Linked DNA regions of Homo sapiens: region 1 is linked to region 2. A link is a contact called in ENCODE Hi-C data. All regions are on one chromosome and are shown on one strand. Each heading gives the region's core, a stretch centred on a gene start or an enhancer-like site at or near the end of the contact. The rest is flanking DNA. Distances are from core to core; before and after follow the strand shown.

What was found. A loop is a pair of places that touch in the nucleus more often than their neighbours do. Pooled maps may share reads with other maps.
Region 1: a map of K562 shows a loop between it and region 2 (2.5-fold over the local background). The contact joins the enhancer-like site here to the promoter of ST7-AS1 in region 2. A Hi-C loop is called at or near these places in 1 of 168 maps with a recorded cell type or tissue (K562), 3 of 37 single-sample maps with no recorded cell type and 3 of 50 pooled maps.

The regions. Positions count from the first base shown.
Region 1 is chr7:117,789,806-117,794,515 of GRCh38, reverse strand. CTTNBP2 (cortactin binding protein 2) reads left to right here. Exons shown (of 23, transcript NM_033427.3): 4 at 1,735-3,388. Among named protein-coding and RNA genes, the nearest start is that of CTTNBP2, 81 kb to the left of the region's middle. Within about 2 kb of position 2,240, at least 2 of the 41 ENCODE cell types and tissues checked have a DNase peak (open chromatin) inside an H3K27ac peak, as active enhancers do.
Region 2 is chr7:116,952,062-116,956,595 of GRCh38, reverse strand. ST7-AS1 (ST7 antisense RNA 1) reads left to right here and starts at 2,262. Exons shown (of 1, transcript NR_002330.1): 1 at 2,262-4,150. ST7 (suppression of tumorigenicity 7) reads right to left here and starts at 3,095. Exons shown (of 16, transcript NM_001369598.1): 1 at 2,905-3,095. The coding sequence starts at 3,055. It overlaps ST7-OT4 (ST7 overlapping transcript 4), which reads right to left and starts at 2,748. Exons shown (of 5, transcript NR_002329.2): 1 at 2,487-2,748; 2 at 1,917-2,135; 3 at 1,443-1,622; 4 at 1-173. RefSeq lists silencers at 483-742, 2,340-2,639, 2,700-2,899, 3,110-3,179 and enhancers at 2,101-3,024, 3,440-3,549.

The DNA of each region.
Region 1 (4,710 bases), core at 991-3,490, 840 kb before region 2:
CCTTTGTTATTGATGACAAAAATTTGACTCAAATAAGTAGTGACTCTCTTGGGAGGATATTTGTGTTTAACATCTACAGGAGAAAACAAGTCCTATCCACATCTTTATAATCAGGTAGATGTACTTTAACCTTTAGGAACCATAAGGCCCATTATGGACCGCCAGTGGAACATTTCACTAGTTGGGGAAGTGAGGCATGTAGGCCAACCTGGCTTCTGTATCCCAGCTTGGGGTGAGTCCTTTGTCCTTCATGAGCCCCTCATGACAGATGCTTCCCTAGACAGAAGTGAGAAATTTGCAGTAACATGTTAGACTAGTGCCACTGTGAGGCTGCCCACTTAGCCAGAAAGCCCATCAGTAACGGAAGTTGATTGTTATCAGTGGAACTATGTTAATTTCAGCTCATTCATTCAATATACAATTTATTAAGCACCACTGTGTGCCAGCCACTGTTCTAGGTCTTAAGGACACAGTCCCTGCCCTCAGTAAAGTCATACTTGGGGTGAGGGGGGGTGCAGGCAGGTAGTGAACAAAGGTTGATAAACACAAGGGTGGGAGTTTATCAACTGTTATTTCCCACAGGGTGGTGAGGGAAGGCCTCATTGTAAAGGTGACAGCTGAGCAGAAGTCTGGAAGAAATGAACAAGCCAACCTCTTGTGCTATTGGGAGCTTTTGTGTATATTAGAAAGCCCCATCTGGAGAAAGAAAGGCTTTGAAAGCTCCCTGTCTAGGCTGATCAGTTAGAAAAATGATTTCACTCTGGAAAGCACCAATCCTAAGGGCCTATGGCTTGGTGAACAGACAGTGCCTTTCTGTGAAGGAAAAGGCACCCCTGTCTTCATGCCTGGGCAGGCAGCTGGGTGAGTAGGGAAATCCAAGGAAGGGAGAGAGGGCTGGAATTTTGCTCCTACTCACCCTCCCACAGGTCACTCTTGTGCCATGCGCACATGGCTTACTGCAGGAGCGCTACGGGAAGGTGTGTGGTGGGAATCCCATGCAGAGAGAACAGCAAGGACAAAGACCCCGAGGCAGGACCATGTTTAGGAAACTCCGGGCATCCAGCGAAGCTAAGGGAGTAAGCAGGATCAAAGTAGGAGACAAGGTCAGGCTCCAGGTTCACTGACACCAAATGTAGTTCTAATAAGATCGTTCTTTAGCTCTTTAGAGTTTTCAAAGAACTTTCTTTCATATATAATTTTATATGATTTCCACAACAACTCATCATAGGAAGCTCAAAGATGTTACATTACTGAGATAGGTAATACAATTAGCAAACATGGGGGCTTAGAATTTAACTGAAGTCCTCGGTTTTCAGTACTTTTCATGATACTTTACCTCAGAGATTAATAATTTTAAAGCATTAAACCTTTTTTAAAAATATCACCAATTCCATCACAGAGCTGTGTTTTTACAAAAATAGACCTTTCTGATCCCTGTGCTGTGATTTAAAGCATCTGGTTATTGTTCTCTTTTTCTGTAGTTAACTTCAATAGACTTTAAAAATTCTCTATTGTTGTAATTTAGATGTCTTTATAAAGCCATTTACGTCTATTTTCTCATTTTAATGTGTCTTTAAAATATTTCTTATCACAACACTTTTTGAAAATGTGGCGTTTTTGCTAACCCGAGTTATGTAATTGTTAGAAAATTAATAAAAATCTCACAAAAAGCATTTCCTTGGTGAAAAGAAAATTCTGTATATTAATCAGGGTTTTCCTGTGAATTTCTTTCAGCTGGAAATGGAGAAGCTTCAGCTACAAGCCCTTGAGCAAGAGCACAAGAAGCTGGCTGCCCGCCTTGAGGAAGAGCGTGGCAAGAACAAGCAGGTGGTCCTGATGCTGGTCAAAGAGTGCAAGCAGCTCTCAGGCAAAGTCATAGAGGAGGCCCAGAAGCTCGAAGACGTAATGGCCAAACTGGAAGAGGAAAAGAAAAAGACGAATGAATTAGAAGAGGAACTCTCCGCTGAGAAACGAAGAAGCACAGAAATGGAAGCTCAGATGGAAAAACAACTCTCTGAGTTTGACACTGAGCGGGAACAGCTTCGTGCCAAGCTGAACCGGGAAGAAGCACACACCACTGACCTCAAAGAGGAGATAGACAAGATGAGGAAAATGATTGAGCAACTGAAAAGGGGAAGTGACAGCAAACCAAGCCTCTCTCTTCCACGGAAGACAAAAGATAGGCGTTTGGTTTCCATATCTGTGGGAACAGAAGGAACTGTGACAAGGTCTGTTGCATGCCAGACAGACCTAGTGACAGAAAATGCTGACCACATGAAAAAGTTGCCTTTAACCATGCCTGTAAAACCTTCCACAGGGAGTCCCCTAGTTTCTGCAAATGCAAAAGGGAGCGTGTGCACCAGTGCCACCATGGCCAGACCAGGTATTGACAGGCAGGCTTCCTATGGTGACTTGATTGGCGCTTCTGTACCCGCTTTCCCACCTCCAAGTGCAAACAAAATTGAGGAAAATGGACCAAGCACTGGCTCAACACCAGATCCAACCAGTAGCACACCCCCACTTCCCAGTAACGCTGCCCCTCCCACCGCTCAAACACCAGGCATAGCTCCTCAGAACTCGCAAGCTCCACCTATGCACAGTTTACATTCACCATGTGCCAACACCTCTTTGCATCCAGGTCTAAACCCACGAATCCAAGCAGCTAGATTTAGATTTCAGGGCAATGCTAACGACCCAGACCAAAATGGAAATACTACCCAAAGTCCTCCGTCAAGAGATGTCTCGCCTACAAGTCGTGACAACCTAGTGGCCAAACAACTAGCTCGGAATACTGTGACCCAAGCACTGTCAAGATTTACAAGCCCTCAAGCAGGTGCTCCCTCAAGGCCTGGAGTGCCCCCAACAGGGGATGTTGGCACCCACCCTCCAGTTGGTCGGACCAGTTTAAAGACTCATGGTGTAGCACGAGTTGACAGAGGAAATCCTCCTCCTATCCCTCCAAAAAAGCCAGGGCTCTCCCAAACTCCTTCTCCACCACACCCCCAACTCAAGGTTATTATAGACAGCAGCAGGGCCTCGAACACAGGGGCCAAAGTTGATAACAAAACTGTGGCTTCGACTCCTTCCAGTTTGCCACAAGGGAACAGGGTGATCAATGAGGAGAACCTTCCTAAGTCATCCTCCCCTCAGCTGCCACCAAAACCATCCATAGATTTAACTGTGGCACCTGCAGGCTGTGCCGTTTCAGCCCTGGCCACGTCTCAGGTGGGTGCCTGGCCTGCTGCAACCCCCGGACTGAACCAACCTGCATGTTCAGACAGTTCCCTTGTCATTCCTACCACCATTGCCTTTTGCTCTTCCATAAACCCCGTTAGTGCCTCATCCTGTAGACCAGGTGCCTCAGACAGCCTCCTGGTAACAGCATCAGGTAAAGGGATTGAAATGTTATACGCTTTTTAAAGAATATGGCCTCTCTTCTCACTTGCCTTGATTTTCTTCACATTGCCTTGAAACTTTTTTTTTAAATTTGATGCTTCCCCCCACCCCCATTTCTTTTCTTTCTCTCTCTTTTTTTGTATTTTTTTTAAAGGCTCCAGGGTATGGTGATTCATCTTGCTATATGAATTGCGGTTTCGCTATGCTAAGTGCTTTCTTCATTTAAGATAACCTGAAAGTAGTGGCTTAAAGCACATGGAGACCATTAATTTAGAGAGACTAAAATATTTACATGGGAGAAAAGAGTATTCCTTCTTATTAAATATTTATCTCGCAAGACCTCAGTGGGTCATGATCAGACAGTACGTGTTCAATTCTGTTCCTTCTGAGATGACATTTTTAAAGACCTTTCAAGTAATTATTAACACTATGTTGGATTACCAAATTGACTAGATTTGTTCCGTAATTGGTATATTTTAAGTTCTAATATCAGTTTGGTGTTTTCGGTTTTTTTTTTTTTTACCTTCAGAAATGGAGTGTGAATATTTATAAATCTGTTCTAAGTTTAGTTTATTTCAAAAGCCATGTACCCTATTTAGTGCTGCCATCTTCCAACACTCGGGCACAGATGGTTAACATAGCATGTGGGCTATGTCACAGAAGGTTTCCACTGCAGGTGTGGCTTATGAAGTCACTGAATCTGGGACTCTTGAACAAAGAAGAGGTGGATTTTTCCCTTTTGTTATACAGTGCTAGAGAAAGCATTGCTTTTTACTGACATGACTGGATTAGTTATTTACTAAGCAAATGTGGCTCTAAAGTAATGTTACCAAAAATACATAATTGTAAATGGCAGAGACTGGATTCCAAACACATCTGACTAACTGCAAAGTCCATGCTGTTTTCAATTCCCAATTTTACCCCTCAAAATGTGGATGACAAAGTTCTGTTGACACTTTGAAGAAGTCTCTCCTACCATGGGATCTTAGTGGTTGGTGGAGATTGTTGGTTCAAATGGGAGAGAACTTTTATAATTACAGGAAGGTTTGAACAGTTGTTATATTTAATACTTTGAGGGGAGAGAGAGAAAAGCAAATAGCATCATATTTGCTAATTATCAGGTGATGACAGCAGTACACTAGGATTTATTTGTCCAATTATAAGCTATCAACTTGAAATTAAGGTCTTTGAGAGGCTTTATCCATATTTTGAGGGGCGAAATAGGGAATTGGAAGCAGCATGGACTTGGAAGTTAGATCTATGTTGAAATCTAGTCTCTGCCATTTACAATTGTGCATTTTTGGTGACTTCTTT
Region 2 (4,534 bases), core at 1,013-3,512:
CTGGGCCTATGGAAGCCCTGGCTCCTGGCTGCCTGATTGTGATGGTGTCTTTGGCTTCCTTGAGGAGGAAGGGAGGCCTGCGCCATCTGCAACTCCCTAAAAGCAGCTCCAGATTCAGTAACCTCTCCAGGAACACACTTGCCTTCATCACAGGAAGAGTAAGCACCACAGGGCTGAAGAACAGCAAAGTTAGTCCCGTTAGAACTCTTTTAGACCTCCCTGCAAGGACAAGTTAGACCAGGCTAGCTCCTGCCTCCCCTCTCAGGGGTGCTGGCTAATGACTTCTTTCTCCCTGGGCCTTCCTTGCCAATAACTTCAGTACAGAAACTTTTTCCCAAAGGGGAGGGGAATTGGCAAGGAAAGGAGGGAATTAAGTTGACAACAACCTTTTGGCAGTTTTCCTACTATAACTTCTCACTGTTACTTAAAAGGGAAGAAAATAGGCCTCTAATGTCTGCAACTGTTTTTTGAAAAACCTAAACTGTTCTAGGGTGGTTTGTGGCTATAATTTCATGTCTCAAAATTAATGCCAAAGTCCTCCTCCCACCCCAGATCCTGCTACCCTCTCATAAAAACAGCAGAGAGGTGAGTGCTCTCTGTGTGCTTCCCCTTTTATCTTTCTTTATGACTGAAATGAGCATGAAACCAAACTGAAAAGTCCAGCATCATCAGGTCTTCTATCATGTGTCTAGCAAGGTACAGCCCGGATGGCACGTTCATCTTCATATTTTCGCTATCTCTTAGAACTGCCCCTACACAAATTAACAAAGGCATCTCTGAGAAATGCTAGATTTAAATTGCTAGAAGACCTAACAATGCCCTTCCTTAAGAAGTACACATTTTCCCAGTAGATATTTTGCTTCTTGCCTGATCTGCACAGAGCACTGGATGTGACACTTACACATATATACATGGGTAATTATTTAACCTGATGAAAATGTGATATACAAATGTATATCATGAAATAAAATTTTAAGTGTGTAATAAGGAGAAACATTAATATTTTAAAAACTAGTGTGTTTGAAAATCCCAAGTGCAAAAGTGTTGAAAGGTGGGACCTGTGAGTGGTAATTAGGTCATGAAGGCTCTGCCTTCAAGAATGAATTAATTTTGTTATTGAGGGAGTAGGTTTGTTATAAAAGTGAAAGTGGGCCCCCTCTTGTTTTCTCATGTTCTCTTACCCTTCCACCTTCCACCAAGGGATGACAGCAAGAAGGACCTCCCCACATGCCAGTCCCTTGATCTCAAGACTTCCCTGACTCCTGAACTACAAGAAATAAAATGTGTTCTTTAAAAATTACCCAATCTGTGGTATTCTGTTACAGCAGCACAAAACAGACTAACACTGTTACCAACAAATACGTAATTCCATTAAAACATATATTCAAACAACTTCTTAAAGGTATAGAACTTTGAGACCAGAAGGTATCCTGGAGACATACTTGTCTAAAGCGAAGAAGACAATATTGCGACAAGCAGCCATCCAAAAAGATGAAAAGCGAGAAAGCCATGGTCTTTCCGATGACAGACTCAAAAGGGCTGAGCAGCACCTATTCAAATGGTGAGACAATTCTAGAGTGCTGAATCCTATCCGCCTCCCAGGGACACGATCCCGAGGGATACTACAAAACAAATGTAAATATGAACATGAGTTCAAGTTAGTAATCAAAATACTTAAGTTAGTATCTGAAAGGTACAAGTTTCCTAACAAAATGAGTACATTATCTCAAGCGTTTTAAAAAGCGTTTTAATGCAGCTAAACACCTGAGGAAAATGCATTTCCAGACTTGCACTCCCAGAGTATGGAGATTAACAAGGGAAGATATATATGTGTACATATGTATATATCTTCAGGACTGTAAGAATTTCCCAGTACTGTGAAATTAAAATTTAAAACAAAAACAAAAACACTCTACCTTGAAATTTCCAGATTTAAAGGACTGTAACCCTTAGCTCGAAATTTACTTTGTGTTTCGGAACTCTCTGGAGTGTTAAGGCTCGTGTGTTTTCTTTGCGGGTGTTTTTTTAACGACTCAGTGGGCTGGCTCCAAGTTTGTGAAGATCCTGTTAATTACCTCCTGCATTTACCACCGACCAAGGATGGGAGGCACGCGGCACTTGCTGAGCATATGTAGCTTTACAGGGAAGGGAGACGAGCAAAGATCACTGAAAACTGCAACCGAAACCCTCAGAAATTCCAGCTCTCCCCTCTTCCCTCCGGTCCCTTCGACAATCCATTTGGTGACCTGACACGTCATCCATACACTCCCAAGAGTGCCTTCGGGAACCCCTCTCCCCACTACCCAACCAGAGAGACAGCCCCACGCCCGGCAAGACGCAACTCCGGGCCACGGAGGGCGCCGCCCGGACAGCCCGGCCGGGTCAGGGGGCTTCGCCGCCGAGCACCCTCCGGCAGCCGCCCTCGGGCCTCCGCGGCCGGGCGGGAGGGCGCCTCCCCGACCACACTTCGGCCGCTTGGCACCCACAGCCGGGAGGGCGTGAGGAAGGACTCGGTCTAACTCCGGGGAACCCTCGGAGTTCCGGCGCAGACACCCGAGGGGGTGTCCTGGGAACTCCTTCGCCCGCGACACCCGTTCTTCTCCGTCTCCCGACCACCAGCGACGCAGCAGGGCGGCTGCCGGCCCGGCCCGGCCCGCCTTGCGGGCTGTGCGCGGCGCAGCTCTTCCTCCGCGGGGCCGTGAAGGCCACCGGCCGCCCCCGCGCGCCCAGCTGCCCGGCCCCGCCGCCTAAGCCGCCGCGTTGCTGGCGGGTAGCCGCGGGCCTCCGGTGCGCGGGCCCCGGCGCGTCCCCGAGCGCGCGCCTGGCCGCGGCCCCGCGCGAGTTGCACTAACTTTCCGGGGCGGGGGAGGGGTGGGCGCCGCGGGCCCGGCTCCCAGGCCTTACCTGTGCTCAAGTTGTCGTTGATTTTCAAAGGCACCCGCAGGATGTAGACCAGGAATAGCACGATGAAGAACCACACGGTCCACAGATACGTCCAAGACCAAACTATGCAGGACTTGAGCTGCTCCAGAAAGCCCGTGGCCGCTTCAGCCATGTTTCAGCGCTCCTCTCTGCTGCCGCGGCTCTTGGTGTCTGCCGGGATGATTCACCGGCCCGGAGGCGCAGCTCGCGCCGCCGCCGCCGCCGCGGCCCGGGCGCCCCCGGAGCCCGCCCGCCGCCGGGGACGCGGGCTCGGCGGGAAATCGCGCGGGCCGCGGGCGCGCCGGCTTTTCCTTCTCCAGCCTTATTGCTAACTCTCTAAAGGTCCCTACAAGTGGCTTTCGTGGAGCGATCACGTGGCCCCTGCCCCCTCGCGTTCTGGGTCCATTTATATTTATTATGCTAATATTTAGAAAGAGAAGGCCAAGTGGCGCGCCGAAGGAAACGCCTCAGGCAGTTACAACCCGCATAAGTTGAGCGTTTACCACACGCCAGGCGCTGCTCCACGATCCGTACAATCTCATTTAACCCCTGCAACAATTCCCCACTACGATCCTCTTTCTATAGGTAGGGAAACTGAGGCTCACAGCAGCTGCGTAGTTTACCTTAAGGTGGAACCAAAATTCAATTGCAGTGGTGTATTCTGGGGTCCGAGGTCTTAAACCCTACTCTGCTCCCTTATCAGGATTCAGGCTCAGGGAATGAATAAACCCGGGACAGCTAGGAGAAGGGAGGAGGTGCGCTCCTGTCGCCGGCTAGTAGGCCTGAAGATAAATCACTCTATTCAGCAAGATTTGGGTGGCAGATGCTATTTACCTTTGTTCTGTCTCTTTGAAGCAGCGCAGGGATTTTCCAGAGAAATCTTGACAGATGAATGTTTATCCTCCAGGTTTTTTGGTGATCAGAGGTCAAACTATTCTCAGCCTGTTTTTAATATAAACAATTCTCTGGGATAATTTTGACTGTGAAACGGCCACCTCTAACAGAAAGTCCATTTTAAACATTGTTTTGTTGTTTTTGTTTTGTTTTGACTGTGCTGAATAAAATGTTTCTTTTATTCTAAAATGTTTTCTCAGCTGAAATTTTCAAGTCTGTTTCTGTCCGTAAGTGATTTGACTTTCTATGTATTAGATGGTAATGAGGAAATTGCAGGTTTTCCAGTCTACATCTATTTTTAAAATTCTGAGCATAAAGAATATTTTATTATAAATTGTTTTGCTTACTTGTATAATAGTTTCCTTCATAATTAAATAAGCTCCTTTAACTTTTCACATATAGGGCCTATTACGGCATACATAATGGATGGAACTACTCTTAAATTTTTACTAATTCCAGCCTCTCTCGGCTACTGTTTCTTCCTCACATTTGATCTACTACAGTGAGATCCAGGCCAGAATAAGTGAAATTGGCACACATAGACTTTCTTTATAGTTATTTATGGCAGCACATGACCAAATGATTTTTGTGTCTAACACTGATACATGGAATCTCAGTAAAATAAAACAATATTGTCACCAGTAAAGGATCGTGACTGCAGGTTGTCCAGGTTCTTGGCGTTTTGAACAAAGAATTGGACAAAACACCCAGAGAAGCG